Linked DNA regions of Homo sapiens: regions 2, 3 and 4 are each linked to region 1. The links are chromatin contacts, found by Hi-C or POLR2A ChIA-PET in ENCODE. All regions are on one chromosome and are shown on one strand. The core of a region is the stretch at or near the end of the contact, and the rest is flanking DNA. Distances in the headings are between cores, read along the strand shown.

Region 1 (3,557 bases), core at 614-3,113:
AACAAACAAAACAAATGGGTAAAGGACTTGAATAGACATTTCTCCAACAAACATATACAAATGGCATGACCAATAAGCACAAGAAAAGATGCTCAACATCACTGGTCATTAGCGAAAGGCAAATCAAGACCACAGTGAGATACCTCACACCTATTAAGATGGCTACTATACAAAAATAAAAAGATGTCAGTGGAGATGTGGGGAAATTGGAACTTGTGCACTCTTGGAGGGAATGTAAAATGTTGCAGCCACTATGGAAAAGAGAATGGCAGTTCCGCCGGGCGCAGTGGCTCATGCGTGTAATCCCAGCACTTTGGCAGGTCGAGGTGGGTGGATAACGAGGTCAGGAGTTCGAGACCAGCCTGGTCAACATAGTGAAACCCCATCTCTACTAAAAATACAAAAATTAGCCAGGCATGGTGGCAAACGCCTGTAGTCACAGCTACTCAAGAGGCTGAGGCAGGAGAATCGCTTGAACCCGGGAGGCAGAGGTTGTGGTGAGCCGAGATCGTACCACTGCACTCCAGCCTGGGCAACAAGAGTGAAACTCCATCTCAAAAAAAAAAAAAGTACGGCAGATCCTCAAAAAATTAAAAATAGAATTACTACATAATCCAGCAATTCCACTTGTGTATATATATTCAGGAGTTGAAAGCAACAGATATTTGAACATCTGTGTGTATACCCAAAAGGGTTAAAAAACAGATATTTGTATATCCATGTTTACAGTATTATTTCACAGTAGCCAAAAGTGGAAACAACCTGTTATCCATTAACAGATGACTGAATGAACTGGTATATACATAAAATGGAATACTATTCAGCCTTAAAAGAAATTCTGACACGTTACCACATGGATGAACCTTGAGGACATTATGGTAAGTGAAATCAGTTACAAAAAGACAAATGCTGTATGAGTCCTTATATGAAATACCTAGAGTAGTCAAATTCATAAAGACAGAAAGAATGGTAGTCGCTGGGAAGGAGGGAGGGGAAGAATGAGGCGTTACCACTTACTGGGTACAGAGTTTCAGTTTTGCAAGATGAGTGCTGGAGATGGATGGTGGTAATGGTTGCATAACAATGTGAATGTATCTAATACCACTGAATTGTACCTTTAAAAATGGTTAAGATAGTAAATTTTACCATCTTCACAGTTTCCCGAGATTGCAAGGCCAGCAGTTAAAGACAAAAACAAAACTACTTCCAACTGCCCTACAGTGTGCAGACCTTTCCCTTGTCCTGCCCTGAGTAGAACTACAGTTGTCATTCGTGATCCTCCCTTTAAAAAATTATGCTTGTGGCTAGGCGCGGTGGCTTACACCTGTAATCCCAGCATTTTGGGAGGCCGAGGCGGGCGGATCACCTGAGGTCAGGAGTTCGAGACCAGCCTAGCCAACATGGTGAAACCCTGTCTCTGCTAAAAATACACATTAGCTGGATGTGGTGGTGCGCGCTTGTAGTCCCAGCTGCTCGGGAGGCTGAGAGAGGAGAATTGCTTGAACCCGGGAGGCAGAGGTTGCAGTGAGCCGAGCCGAGATCGCGCCACTGCACTCCAGCCTGGGCAACACTGTGAGACTCTGCCTCAAAAAAAAAAAAATCATGCTTGCGTTTCATGGCGAATGTTACACATTCAAACTTATCAAATATATTAATAGTAAGAAAATAGGTTTCCTATCCGTTGTATATATTTGAGTTCCAGGCGAGATTTCCTTCGCAGAAAGAGTTCCGCAGATGAAAAGTAAAAGAAAATCCGCGGCGAAAATAACCCGCGCGCAGAGGCCGGTCCCGCTACTAGCCCCGCCCAATCAACGAGGCCAATCAGCGGCCCGCAACGGGGGAGGGACACGCAGCCGTCAGCCGAACAATTCGATGACGAGGCCCAGGAAGCACGCTGAAACCCTGGGCGGCGGCAAGCTGTGCGACCTCTTCTGCGGCCGGCCTGGGCAGGTGTCTTCCTCGAGAGGCAGGCAGGGGATCCCGGACGTGAGTCCGTGCAGTTGGGTGTGTTGTGCGGCGGGTGGGGCGGGTTACCCGCCGTTACGCCCTGGCGGGTCCAGCGGACTCGCGGCGCAGACGCTGGGGAGGCCGCAGGCGCGACCCGGGGCGGGGACCGTGCTAGCTGCGTGCGTCCGCTGCGGCCTGTGGGTGCCCCGGGCTCCTACCTCAGCTCCCGCGCCGGCGGCTGCCTGTCCGCCGCGGTTGCGCGCGTTCCGGGGAGGTGCTTGGCCCAGAGAGCGGCCTACGGAGAAGGCACAGCGAGGGCAAAGCGAGACCTGAGCGCACGTTGAATTCTGTTGGCTTTGGTTATCTCTGAAAACTTTAAGCATAATTTGAATAAATGCTGTCAGCAGAATAGCTCGGATTTAGTTGTAGTTAATTTTCTAAAACTTCAAATCTGTGAATTAACACAGTTAACAACAACAACAAAAACGGACACAAAACAACCTCCAAAATGGATTTTTTTTTTTTTTTTGAGACGGAGTCTTGCTGTGTCACCCAGGCTGGAGTGCGGTGGTGCTATCTCCGCTCACGGCAACCTCCGCCTTCCGGGTTCCAGCGATTCTCCTGCCTCAGCCACCTGAGTAGATGGGACCACAGGTGCGCGCCACCAGGCCCGGCTAATTTGTAAATTTTATTTGTAGAGAAGGGGTCTCCCTGTGTTGTCCAGGCTTGTCTCTGACTCCTGGGCTCAAAGGATCTTCCCATCTTGGCCTCCCAAAGTGCTGGGATTACAAGCGTGAGCCATTGCGCCTGGCTCCAAATCTGATTTGAGTGTAAAAAGTTAGACACACCATAAGCTGTAGGTTTATTACTGGGTGGTGAAAAACAATTCAGGTTTTCTTTATAATAGTGATTATGAAGTGTTCTTCCCAGACTAGCTTTATCGTCATCTGGGAAATTGTTAAAAATGCAAATTCGCAAGTTTGAGAGCCATGGTTCCAAGAAACTGCATAAGCATACGAAATAAGTTGCAGCCTCCCGACTTATACCCTGGTACTTCTAGTCTAAAACAGGATTTGACTCTACTAATCCAGGTTAGTCTTGCCTTTCCCATTACTCATGTGCTTTCGTTGAAACCAAAGACTTTTTCTTTTGTGCCCATTTCTACTCACTGCCTGGCCGTCTGCACGACGATCTGTGTTTCCTGGTAGTTCTCCAGTCTAGTAGCTACTATAAACTACTCTCCCTATTTCCCGCTCTGTGGAGATGTCGTTCCAACAGGTCCTCTCCACTCTAAGACCCTATCCTCTCAGAGAAGCCCCTGAGAGCCATTAGTACTTTTGCCCTGGAGAGGCAGTTTAGGTAGAGCCAGTCTGGGTTCTACCACTTACTAGCTTGGTGGTCTTAGGCAAGTTACTTTGTGTGATCTGTAAAATGAAGATGAGTGAAGATAAGAGTACTACTTCCAGTAGTTTTGTGAGGATTAAATTAATGTAACAGTGCTTAGCACATAGTAACAAAATATTAGCTACTTTTTTTTTTTTAGACGGAGTTTTGCTCTTGTTGCCCAGGCTGGAGTGCAATGGCGCGATCTCGGCTCACCGCAACCTGCA
Region 2 (3,557 bases), core at 347-2,846, 300 kb after region 1:
CTTTAATGGACATTTGGGTTGTTTCCACATTTTGGCTACTGTGAATAATGCTGTTACGAACTTTGGTGTACAAATACCTGTTTGAATTCCTGCTTTGAGTATATACCCAGAAGTGAATTTATTATTTAAACATTCTATTTTAAATTACATCCTGTAGTAAGGTGTACACTCCTTTAATGAAGTCTGCTAAAACTAGTTTCCCCAAGTCAACAGGAACCTCTCAAACTGTAATGTGAAATTATCACTGAGTGTTTTTTCTTTTTAGACATGGTCTGGTTCTGTCGCCCAGACTGGAGTGCAGTGGTGCAATCATAGCTCACTGCAGGCTCAGATTCCTGGGGTCAAGTGATCCTCCGGCCTCAGCCTCCCAAACAGTTGGGACCACAGGCAGGCACCACCATGCCCAGCTAATTTCTTTTTTTTTTTGGTAGAGACGGGGTCTCACACTCCGGGGCTCAAGTGATCCCCCAAAGTGCTGGGATTACAGGCGGAAGCCACGGTGCCGGGCCTTATGATTGAATTTTTGAAGCTTATTGTTAGTTATGTACTTCTTTACCTATGACACTAGACTCCCCAAAATGCCAAAAACAAGATTGGTGTAATTTATCATTGTGGTACCCTTAAGCTGTCAGCATAGTGCTTTGCATACAGCAGGCGTTAAATGTTTGAAAATACAGTTCCAATATATCATTTGTGGCATATTAATAGGCTATTAATTCAGTAGCAAAAACACCAGCTTTTGCATCTTTCAAAATATAAGTCAATCTTTTTTCCCTAAAGAAGGCAGCTTCGTCCCTCCCCTCACCCCCCTAATACTCTTCCATCATATACAGGAAAGAAAGTACTTATATATATTAAGTGGAGTCTCCAGAGGGAAGGATGGCAGGATACAATAACTTTTCCAAGAGATCAACAGTTCTATCCACAACACTCGGGGAAAACTATTTCGGGGGTCGGGTGGCGGTGGAGAGGGGGCGTTGGGAGCGGAAAGAACGTTTTTCTGAACGCAGGTGTCACTGGGCCAACTTCACCCAGCCTACATTCCTTTAAGGCCCCCGTGGACTGCTCTGGGATGAAAGCGGAGGCTGACTGGGACTCCAGCCGCCGGCCGCCTCGCGTGGAGCCTTGCTGCTCCTCTTGCCGCCTTCCGCTGGCCAGGACCGTTTTTAGGCCTTTGCCACGCCTCGGGAGCGCCACGAACTCAACAGCCGCCCAAGCCGCCTTCCGGCTCGCGGTCTGCGGACGCGCTCGGAGTTGGGGGCCTTCGCCAACAGCTGCCGTACCGTGCCGCGTCGCAGCCGCACGCTAGCGGGGTCAACGGCGCGGCAGGCGCAGGGGTCCTCGCCAAGGTTCGGAAGAGGACCTTGAAAATGGCTTCTGGGCATGCGCCACAGCGGCCGTTACGAGACGCAAAACCGACGCCTTGGAACTGAGAGCCTAGAGGGACGGAGCTCGGCGCACCATGAGGCTCCCGGGGCCCAAGGCCGACCGTGAGAGCGCACGAGGTTGGCGAGCCCCGCGGGGAGGCCGAGGCGCGGGTGCGGGCGCCGGCGTAGCCGCGGCGGTAGCGTCACGCAGCGAGGCCGTGCGTGCGCGGGCGTCAGGGCGGCGCTGAGTTGAGGACGCTGGCGGCTCCGCGACGAGCTTTGTTTTTTCGGTTGGGCATGCTGCTTACCGCAGGATGATGGAAGCGACGGCCCGTACAAAGACAGAAGCGTTGGTTTCAGTGAGCAGGGTTTCTTTTTCTTTTTCTTTTTTTTTTTTTGAGACGGAGTCTCGCTCTGTCGCCCAGGCTGGAGTGCAGTGGCGGGATCTCGGCTCACTGCAAGCTCCGCCTCCCGGGTTCATGCCATTCTCCTGCCTCAGCCTCCCAAGTAGCTGGGACTACAGGCGCCCGCCACTACGCCCGGCTAATTTTTTGTATTTTTAGTAGAGACGGGGTTTCACCGTTTTAGCCGGGATGGTCTCGATCTCCTGACCTCGTGATCCGCCCGCCTCGGCCTCCCAAAGTGCTGGGATTACAGGCGTGAGCCACCGCGCCCGGCCAGGGTTTCTTAATACAAGTTGGTGACTAACATGTTGCCTAGATTCCAGATTAAAGTCTAGTTGTTGGAGACACATGTGCAATAGAGAACTAAAATTTAAATTCAAGTTCGTGAGTGAATTGAATAGATGTTGGAGCATCTCTAGTTTATCAAGGACACTTTTTTTCCCCCTCGAAATTTCATTTTGACGATGTGTGGAAAAATTTTTGAAAAAATTTGAAGTTGAGGGTCTTAGCAATGAAATGGGCAGAACTCCTAAGATTGCTCCGTTTGTATCTAGTTGAACTATTCATGATAGTAAAGGGAAAGGATGGCTGTTTTCGCTCTTAGTAGGGTTTGACGTAGTGAAAAGTTACGCTTTCTGAGCCTGTTTGCGAATGTCTGAAAAAATACTGGATACATTCTGTGGATTAAATGGTAGTCCACATTTAATCCACAGATTGGCTATTGTGAATAATGCTATGAACTTCGGTGTATAAATATCTGTTCGAGTCCTGCTTTCGTGTTTTTTTTTTTTTTTTTGAGTACTCAGAGGTGAATTCATTATTTACTTTTAAGCGTTCTATTTAAATTATATACTGTAGTAAGGAGTAAGAAAGAGGCTTTCGTTCTTCCCTTCTGAACTAGGCAGCTATTTCTTTCAGGTATCGCTTTACAAAAACGGTTTTGTATTTATTACAGCTGAGTCAGTGCTGATTCTCTCAAATAGAGCTTGAAGGATAAATCTTCATTTTTGTTTCAACAAAACTTCGAAACAAAATGGAAGAAAATAATCTACAGGTAATGCCACCCTTCTTAGCTGCGTCTTTGACTCTTAAGAATTATCACCTGGATGTATTGTGAGATAATTGCAAACAAAATTGATCACATTTAGGTCCTAGCATTTCCCGGGGTGTTGGTTGAGGTAAACAAGGGTATACATAGATGAAAGAGTCACATTTGGTGTATGTAAGTAAAATAAATGTTTTTACTTTTATCACTAGGTGTTAAAGTAGCAAAATCTATTTTAAAAACACTCTAAGTAGTGTTCCCCAATGTGGTTGTGTATATGGATCACCTGGGGATTTTGTTAAGTTGCAGATTCTGTTTAAGGAGGTCTAGGGTGAGGCCCAAGCTTTTGTGTTTCTAAAGTTTCTAGGTGAAGATGCCACTGGTTTGGAAACCACATTGGGAGTACCTAGGGTGTAGCTCCCTGCTGTCCAGTAGCTACACATGGCAAGTGGGCACTTGAAATGTGGCTAGTGGAATTGAGGAACCGAACTTTAATTTTTTTTTTTTTTAAGACAGGGTCTTGCTCTGTTGCCCAGGCTGGAATGCACTTGCCCAGTCACGGTTAACTGCAACGCTGACCACCTGGGCTCATAACTTCATTTTTAATTTTAAGTTTAAAATTGGATATTTGATTACATTATTGGAAAAAAGTATGTTTGGAATAACTTGGGTATGTGCATGTATATTTTAAATGTAAAGTTTTTAAATCCAATACAGACAAGTATTTCTGATGAAGGTTTT
Region 3 (3,557 bases), core at 484-2,983, 290 kb before region 1:
GGGGGGCATTATCATTGTCATCCTCCACAGAAAGGAAAACAGCGGCTGTGGTACTCCGAGGACCCGGGTCCCGACCCTGGTCACTTGCCTCTACCGTCAGCTGGTAGGATTCCACCTCTTCCCGATCCACAGGGCCACGGGTTCGGATCACCCCAGAGCGAGGGTCGATCTCAAAGACTTCAGAGGGGCTGCCCCCAGACCCCTCCAGCAGGCGGTACAGAATATTGGCATTGGGAGGGGCATCACCATCCGTGGCCCTGACAGTGAGCACCTCATAGCCAACCTCCAGGTTCTCCCTGAGGCTCTCCTTGTACTCCTGCTGCTCGAACACAGGGTCATGGTCATTGGTGTCAGTAACCAAGATGGTGAGTGTAGCCAGGGCACTTCGTCGGGGCATGCCGTGGTCCTGCGCCGTGACCCTGAAGACGTGGGTGCTCTTGGTCTCACGATCCAGCTCCTCGGCTGTGGTTACTGCACCAGTGACTGGGTCCAGGGAGAAGAACTGGTTGGAGCGGCTATCAAAGAGGGCATCCATGGTGTACTCCAGTCGACCTGCCTCACCCTCGTCCGGGTCGATGGCCCTCAGGGATGCAACAGGGGTGCCTGCTGGCTGGTTCTCCGGCACTGTGGCCTGGTAGCTGGGGGGCTGGAACTGGGGGGCTGTATTTACATTCCTTTTCCGACGCCCACCCAGGGACTCTTCTGGTGACCTTTCCCCTGCCCTGAGCCCGGGGGCCTGTGCCAGCTTGCAGGACTGGCATCTGAGCCGTGGAGCCTTTAAGCACGGGTGCTCCTCGGGCAGTGTGAGCTTGCCCTGTGGGGAAAGGTGGCCTCCAATGCCCAGGAGGCGACAGCTCCAGGGGCAGCCTTCAGGAGCTGGTGGTAGGGGAATATGGGCCTCGGATTCTGGACACCAAACCCTCAGGCCATCGTGGTGGGGTACCAGGTGGCCAGTCAGCTCAGTGCCCGCATCCCTGCAGCGGCTGGTGTAGAGCCAGAGGTTCGACGCTGAGGATGGACAGAGCCAGCCCATGGGGGCGCAGGCCCCCGAAGAGCCTCGTCCCCTGGACCCCAAGGAACGACAGGGCCCCACTTGGTCTCCCAATAGTGGCGGCGGCAGCAGCAGCAGCAACAGCAGCAGCAGCGGCGGCGGCGGCGTTGGGAGGGGGACGCCGGTGGCCGGGCTCCGCATCTCTCCCAGCTCCCGGCCGGCGGCCGGGTCAACGGCGGCGGCGGCTCCTCCTCCGGCTCCTGCCGGCCCCGCCGCGCCTCATGCCCGGGCCAGGGCGCCAGTCCCCGGGGGCCTCCCGTGCGCCCCGCGGGGCCTGCGTCTGGATGGCTCGGCGGGACCCCGCGCTGCACCCTCCGACGAGCCCGGGCTCCCACTGCCCCCTGAGCCAGACCCGCTCCCGGGTCACCCTGAGCACCGCGGGCTGCCGCCGCGCCTCCACCTGCGCTCCGGGCACTCACCACCTGCGCCCGGGGGCCCCGCGGCGCCCCTGGCCTTGCCGGGCCCCGGGTTCCGGAGCCGGGGTGCCCCCTCCGCCCCTATGGGATCGCCCACCTGCGCCCGCGTAGCCGTGCGCCCCGACCCCGGCCCGGCCCCGGCGGCCCCCGACGGTCCCGCGCCGCCCGCTCGCGCCCCGCGTCCCCGCCGCGGCTGCTGCCTGTCGCCGCGGCCCCGGGCCCAGCCCCGCGCTCCCTCGCCTCCCCGGCGGGCGGGCGAGCTCTGCAGAGTCGCGGCGGCGGCTCATTACCATAGACCTGCTCGCGCCGCGGCCGCCTTAAAGCGGCAACGCCGGCCGCGCTGGAGGAGGTGGGCCCCACCCAGAGCACTCCTCCGCCCAAAGCGCCAGGATTCCCTCCAGCAGGACCCTCCATCCCAATTTCCCCAGGCCGGCCTCGCCAGATGCCCGGTGCGAATTAGCGATCGGAAGCCACACAGCCGATGATAATCATGGTGGAAGTACCCTAAGTATGCCTAGAGGTTTCCAAAACATTTTAAGGGCTCTCAGAGGCCAAGTTTCCAGTTCATTCCAGTCATAAAAGCCCTCGTTGCTGTCCCCTCCCATAGGTCAGACAGAGTTAAAAGGGCCCTGAGCAACACAACAAAGCCTCCAAAATCCCAGAGAAGCACCCACAATGAGTCACCGGGCCCACTCGCTCCCTACCGTCCCCTCCACCCCACCAGCGAGGCTGTTGTCTGACCAGCATGCCCCTTGGGGTCGGGCTGTTGGAAGAATGACCCCAGCCTCATGTTGGACACCACTTGGGCTTTTCCAGGGAAGTAAATTAGAAGGGTCAGAGTGGGTGGAAGCCAGGTGGTGCAAACACACTGTCACCAGATTCGGAGGCCGGCTGCGGTGGAGCCTAGCTTTAACACAGGCTTCCTGGATTCTAGACAAGGGGCTTACACTGCCCCCTGAGGTCCTGTCTAGAGAGGCGGCCTCTCATCCCCTCCTGCCTCCCTGTCCATGTCCTGCGGCTACCCCCTCCTTCCGCCACAGTTTTGTGACCAGCGAGGAGGCCTACCTGGTACCCGGGCTCCTGACCCTCTCCAAGGCAGCTTCATTTGAGAGGGTGTGCAGGATTCCAGGGGTTCTCCAAGAGGACCAGACATGAAGCTGGACCACACGGAGAGCCAGGCAGGAGCCGTGCAGGCGACCCAGAAAAGGCTTCCCTACATCCTGGAGCAGCCAGGGGCCCAGTCAGGTAGTCCCTGGGGGGATGCCCTGGCCTGGGGGGATGCCTGGGCCTGGGTCCCAGCCTCCAACACCACAGCTATGTGACCTTGCTCAAATTCTGTGCCTCAATGTCCCTTTTTGTAAAATGAGGGGATTGAATAAGGTGAATGGTTCTCAAATGTTTATTTAGCAGTAGAATTCTTTTCTTCAAAAGAAATCTGAAGTGGAAGGCCAGAATATAGAACAGATGAGTAGTGCTGCTGGGTTGAAGTGAGGGGGTCAGGGCCTTGCCCCTCTCCACCACTCCCCCAACCAAGAAATCCCTGGGCTGCTCTGTGCAACTTGAGGGTCTGGAGGAACCCATCTGAAAAGCACTGGATCAGGTGCTCCCTTCTACCACTGCCCCCGGTCACAGTGGTGCCACTCTCACTGGGTCACAGCAGAGGATCCCCCAGCCCCAGGCCCAAGGAGTGTCTGTGTGACCACACAGTGAGGCCAAGGATGAGAAATCAGCTTTTCTCTTTTCCCCTGGGGAAACAGGAAAGGAGATGGGCCTTGGGTACAGCAAGAAAGATTAGGGTTAGACTGTGCTCCTGGCAGGATGGATAGAAGTAGGAGGAGGACCCATGGCTCAAGGAAATGCCCTCCCCTTTGACCAAACAGGAGCTTTCTTCCTCTGAGCAAGGCCAAGGGCAGCTCTGGAGATGGAGGCGTGGGTTACACGCCTCCGCAGGGCTCTGCCTCTCTAGACTTCCTCAGACTCTGGAGTTTGGAAGGATCTAGGGGCTGCGTGGGCATTTTGTTCTTCACCTAATAGCCATGTGGTGCAGAGAATGCTTGGAAATTATACCATCTGTTAATTATCCTTTGAAT
Region 4 (3,557 bases), core at 742-3,241, 270 kb after region 1:
GAGCAGGAACCCAATTTTCAACTGTTTAAAGTTTACTGCATAAATAAAGCTAAGGATTAAATGTTATTCACCATACTGTATCCATGCTAAAAAGGTCTTACCTTTTAAAAGCTAAAAAAACTAATTCATAGAATTACAATCAGACCTACTCTCGTAAGAGGATTCCAAATTTATTTGTGTACTTTATCAACCCAAAGTTGAACTGTATTCAAGAGATGTTTTCTATAAAAAGCAACTAATCTCTCAAAATCCTTCAATAACCTAATTACTCAACTGGGGGAAAAGGTGGGCAAGACAAAAGAGAATGTCCTTTTGTTACCATCTCTACACATACGTTCAAATGATAGAAAACACTTTGTGCGGTCTGTCAAGTTTTTAAGAGTGAATATAGACAAAAATGGATTGTGTATTAGATGCTCCGGATAAAATTTTTAAAGACCACTAAGGCTATTATTAATATTCTTTAAAATAGAAATTAACTTTCGGAGGCCTGGAAGGTATTTTTTATACTACATAATTTGCAGGGAAGTGGAAAAAGCCTACCTAATTGGTGAAGGACCAAAAGCAATGGCCAAAAAAACCCACAAAAATCTAATTAGTCGTTCATTTAACCAGGGAAATGCATTTATGGCGATTGAGCATGATTAATAGTGCATACCTCTACCTGCGACCCTGGGCTGCTCCGAGCCTCGCTGCAAGACTGAGTCAATCCTGCTAACGAAACAAGAACTGAGACAAGAGTGCAGTGAGGAGGCGCCAGGTGAGCTCCCCAGCACAGCCAAGCCAGCACCGACCCTGCCGCAGAAGCCCAGGGCCCAGATAATTCTAAATTAGCCCAATGCACAGGTGGCTGAGACCTCTTACTCCTGACTTCCTGCTGGGAAAATTTCCAGGCCTTCTGTACACCTCTTGAAATGGCACCTCTCCACCCTCATCCCCCCACCCCACCCGACACACACGCACTGACCATTTCCCTGCCTGGATCGGATAGTGAGTACCAACAACACGAGGCCAATACTGAAGTCATTACACGCCCTGGCCAGGGGTGAGCGGGAGAAGCACCAACAAGTTGGCGCTCAGCAGATCCACGTCAAAAGGAATAATTTTAAAGCTGTAAACTGGAAAGGCTTCTGTTACTCTTTCCTCCTCTCCCCCATCCCTCTTGCCCAACTCCCCCCAGGGGTGGGCAGGAGGTTGGGGGAGGAGAGAGATCAATAGTGGCGGGCTCTCCCGGCCCTAAAAATCTAAAATGGAAACGAGAGGGCGGCCCCAGTCCGACCCCTCCCAGACACACTACAGGCCGCAGCCACCCCTCCGCCGAACCACCTTCCCCCACCCACAAATCTTCAGATTTCGGGGGCCGCCTTCGCCCGTTTCCTCCATACCCCCTCTTCCGAACTTACCCCCAAAGCCAAGGCCTACACACTTCGTACCTTAAAGTAGATCTCGTCCACCACCTCGTGGTAGGTCTTGAGCTCGTAGAGCTGTACTTTGAAGTAAGGCGACGACAGGATGTTGGTCAGGATCATGGGGTTGAGGTTCATGGTCTTCTCGTTGCCCCAGAGCGGGAGCACATTGCCCTGCTTGCCGGAGACCGCCGGCTTGGTAGCGCCGCCGCCGCCGCACTGCTGCTGTTGCTGAGCCGCAGCTGCAGCCGCCTGGTGCTGCGGCTGCGAGTTGCCTGTCAGCGCGGGGCTGTTGTTAGCCATGTTGCGGCGGAAGGAAGGAGGGAGGGAAGGAGGGGGGGGAGGGGGCCAAGCTCGATCTCGCTCTTCGGGACAACGGTCTGGGACCCTACTCCATCGAACGTCGTCGGGAGAAGGGGCCGCCTCGCTGTGCCCCAGCTGGGCAAGAGAGGGCACCCGACGCCGACAAAATGACCCCGGGCCAAGAGCAGACAGCGAAACCCAGACCGCGAGAACTCCACGCAGAAGGCGAGCCGGCAGCCAGGGAGCTCGATCTCTTCCGCCAACTGCCCCTGGGAACAAGATGGCGGGCCCGGCGGATATGACGCCACGCACCCCAGCGTTCCAAGCTGAGCTGGCGGCCAATCAGAGACGCTCAGTTGGGCTGGAGCGTCCTCTTCCTAGGTCCCCGCGTTCTCTGCACGCTGAAGTCGCTGCAGTGACCTCCGTACCTGACTCTTAGGGGATTTCTCCTGAGAATTTGGGGGCCGGGGGAGAGGGTTGTAGGCCTAATCCGTTGTTGTTGTATTTTGACTGGGGGCTTGATTTCTTTTGTCGGGAGCTGAGCCAGGAAGGGTTCGCATGGCTGCGGTGTGCTTGCTAATATCGTCACTCTGACTTCTGCAGAGTATCCGAGAGGGGTCTCCTGGGATCTCAGTTTTAAGGTTCTCTGGAAGGTACAATGGTCAGGGACCCCACTCCTCCAGGAGATTCTGATCAAAGGTCACGTACTTCGCCAGCCTCTAGTGTCCAGCCAGAAGTCTTAAATTTATTCATCCGTAAGATTGAGATAACATCTGGCTGGGCTGTTGTGAGCATTGAAAGAGCTAATGTACTTGTAGTGCCTAGTAGACTGTTCCAGGCATCTGGTAGGCGCCTTTTCTTTTTCTCCCTGCTCCAGATCTTTGGATTCTAGGAATGTATCCGGAGTGATAAACATTGGGCGAGATACTGTATATTGGGAGTGGGTGTGTGAATGTGTGGGGAGTTTGAATGTGGCAATCTTGACTTCAGTGGCGCATACACAGGAGGAGAAAAGGATAAGATGGAAACTTTGGGGAAAATCCACATCTGGATGAAAATAAACCAGAAGAGGAGAGAGAGAGAGCGAAGACCAGCAGAAAAGTATTTAAACCAAGAGACAGTTGTTTGACAGAATACAAGGAAATAGAAAAGATAAGTGAATGGAGTGATTGATTAGTGTTTGGAGCTGTACGGTACGAAAGTGGATATCCTGTCTGGTTCCTTTGTTTTAGGTTGCAAGAGAACTAGAACCCTGAGAGGAGAAGCAGTTTTCACCTTCTTACTAGCAAATCTTGTTTTTCTCTATAGTGGTTTTTATTAACTTCCAAAGGAAAACTGAAGATCCTAACCCCTGTGTCATGAGTTATCACGTTAAAAGTCCATAGAAAAAATTTTTTTTAACCCAGTTCTTTTTGTGTATATATTTTTTGCCTTGATAATACTAGTTTATTGAGTTTGCCGAGTGACACATTGCCAAATCTTATGCCCTATTTTTAATTCCTCAGATACATGATCTTTCTGTATAGTCTTAGACAGTCTTTACCCCTAGTCTGTTTGGATGAAGAGCTTGGTAGAGAGGTTGAGTTTGATATCTAAGTGTCAGCGGCATCAAACTCGGAGCCAGGTATTATGATAAAGTGCTTTAACATATTCAGTGAATCCCTACAACAGGCTGAAGATGTTATTTTTATCCCCATTTTTTAGAAAACTTTATTCAGTTATAATTGAAGACCTCTACGCTGCACATATATAAAGCCGTAAGTTTGGTTTGATCAGTTTTGACATATATGTATACCCATTAAACCACTACTACAATAAACATAATCTTCTGTCAATCCCAAAAGTTTT

Evidence for each region. A loop is a pair of places that touch in the nucleus more often than their neighbours do. ChIA-PET counts read pairs that join two places held with the same protein, here RNA polymerase II (POLR2A). Pooled maps may share reads with other maps.
Region 2: a pooled map shows a loop between it and region 1 (9-fold over the local background). The contact joins the promoter of HENMT1 here to the promoter of CLCC1 in region 1. A Hi-C loop is called at or near these places in 9 of 50 pooled maps. POLR2A ChIA-PET finds 5 or more read pairs at or near these places in 4 of 52 experiments (CD4-positive, alpha-beta T cell, CD8-positive, alpha-beta T cell, activated CD4-positive, alpha-beta memory T cell and 1 more).
Region 3: a loop to region 1 is called in a pooled map, with 4 times the contacts of the local background. The contact joins the promoter of CELSR2 here to the promoter of CLCC1 in region 1. A Hi-C loop is called at or near these places in 3 of 50 pooled maps. POLR2A ChIA-PET finds 5 or more read pairs at or near these places in 3 of 52 experiments (OCI-LY7, activated CD8-positive, alpha-beta T cell and common myeloid progenitor, CD34-positive).
Region 4: a map of B cell shows a loop between it and region 1 (27-fold over the local background). The contact joins the promoter of PRPF38B here to the promoter of CLCC1 in region 1. A Hi-C loop is called at or near these places in 8 of 168 maps with a recorded cell type or tissue (B cell, CD4-positive, alpha-beta memory T cell, CD8-positive, alpha-beta T cell and 3 more), 9 of 37 single-sample maps with no recorded cell type and 23 of 50 pooled maps. POLR2A ChIA-PET finds 5 or more read pairs at or near these places in 18 of 52 experiments (CD4-positive, alpha-beta T cell, CD4-positive, alpha-beta memory T cell, CD8-positive, alpha-beta T cell and 13 more).

Annotation. Positions count from the first base shown.
Region 1 is chr1:108,961,790-108,965,346 of GRCh38, reverse strand. It overlaps CLCC1 (chloride channel CLIC like 1), which reads left to right and starts at 1,863. Exons shown (of 13, transcript NM_001377458.1): 1 at 1,863-1,986; 2 at 2,878-3,038. RefSeq lists silencers at 2,068-2,307, 2,446-2,740 and enhancers at 2,668-2,787, 3,160-3,557.
Region 2 is chr1:108,659,132-108,662,688 of GRCh38, reverse strand. It overlaps HENMT1 (HEN methyltransferase 1), which reads left to right and starts at 1,596. Exons shown (of 8, transcript NM_001102592.2): 1 at 1,596-1,726; 2 at 2,727-2,825. The coding sequence starts at 2,805. RefSeq lists enhancers at 699-1,287, 1,288-1,877 and a silencer at 1,463-1,632.
Region 3 is chr1:109,247,715-109,251,271 of GRCh38, reverse strand. CELSR2 (cadherin EGF LAG seven-pass G-type receptor 2) reads right to left here and starts at 1,733. Exons shown (of 34, transcript NM_001408.3): 1 at 1-1,733. The coding sequence starts at 1,192. RefSeq lists silencers at 86-276, 1,375-1,474, 1,635-1,694 and an enhancer at 1,696-2,416.
Region 4 is chr1:108,690,744-108,694,300 of GRCh38, reverse strand. It overlaps PRPF38B (pre-mRNA processing factor 38B), which reads right to left and starts at 1,991. Exons shown (of 6, transcript NM_018061.4): 1 at 1,434-1,991. The coding sequence starts at 1,709. RefSeq lists enhancers at 529-1,089, 1,740-2,069, 1,652-2,212, 2,150-2,339.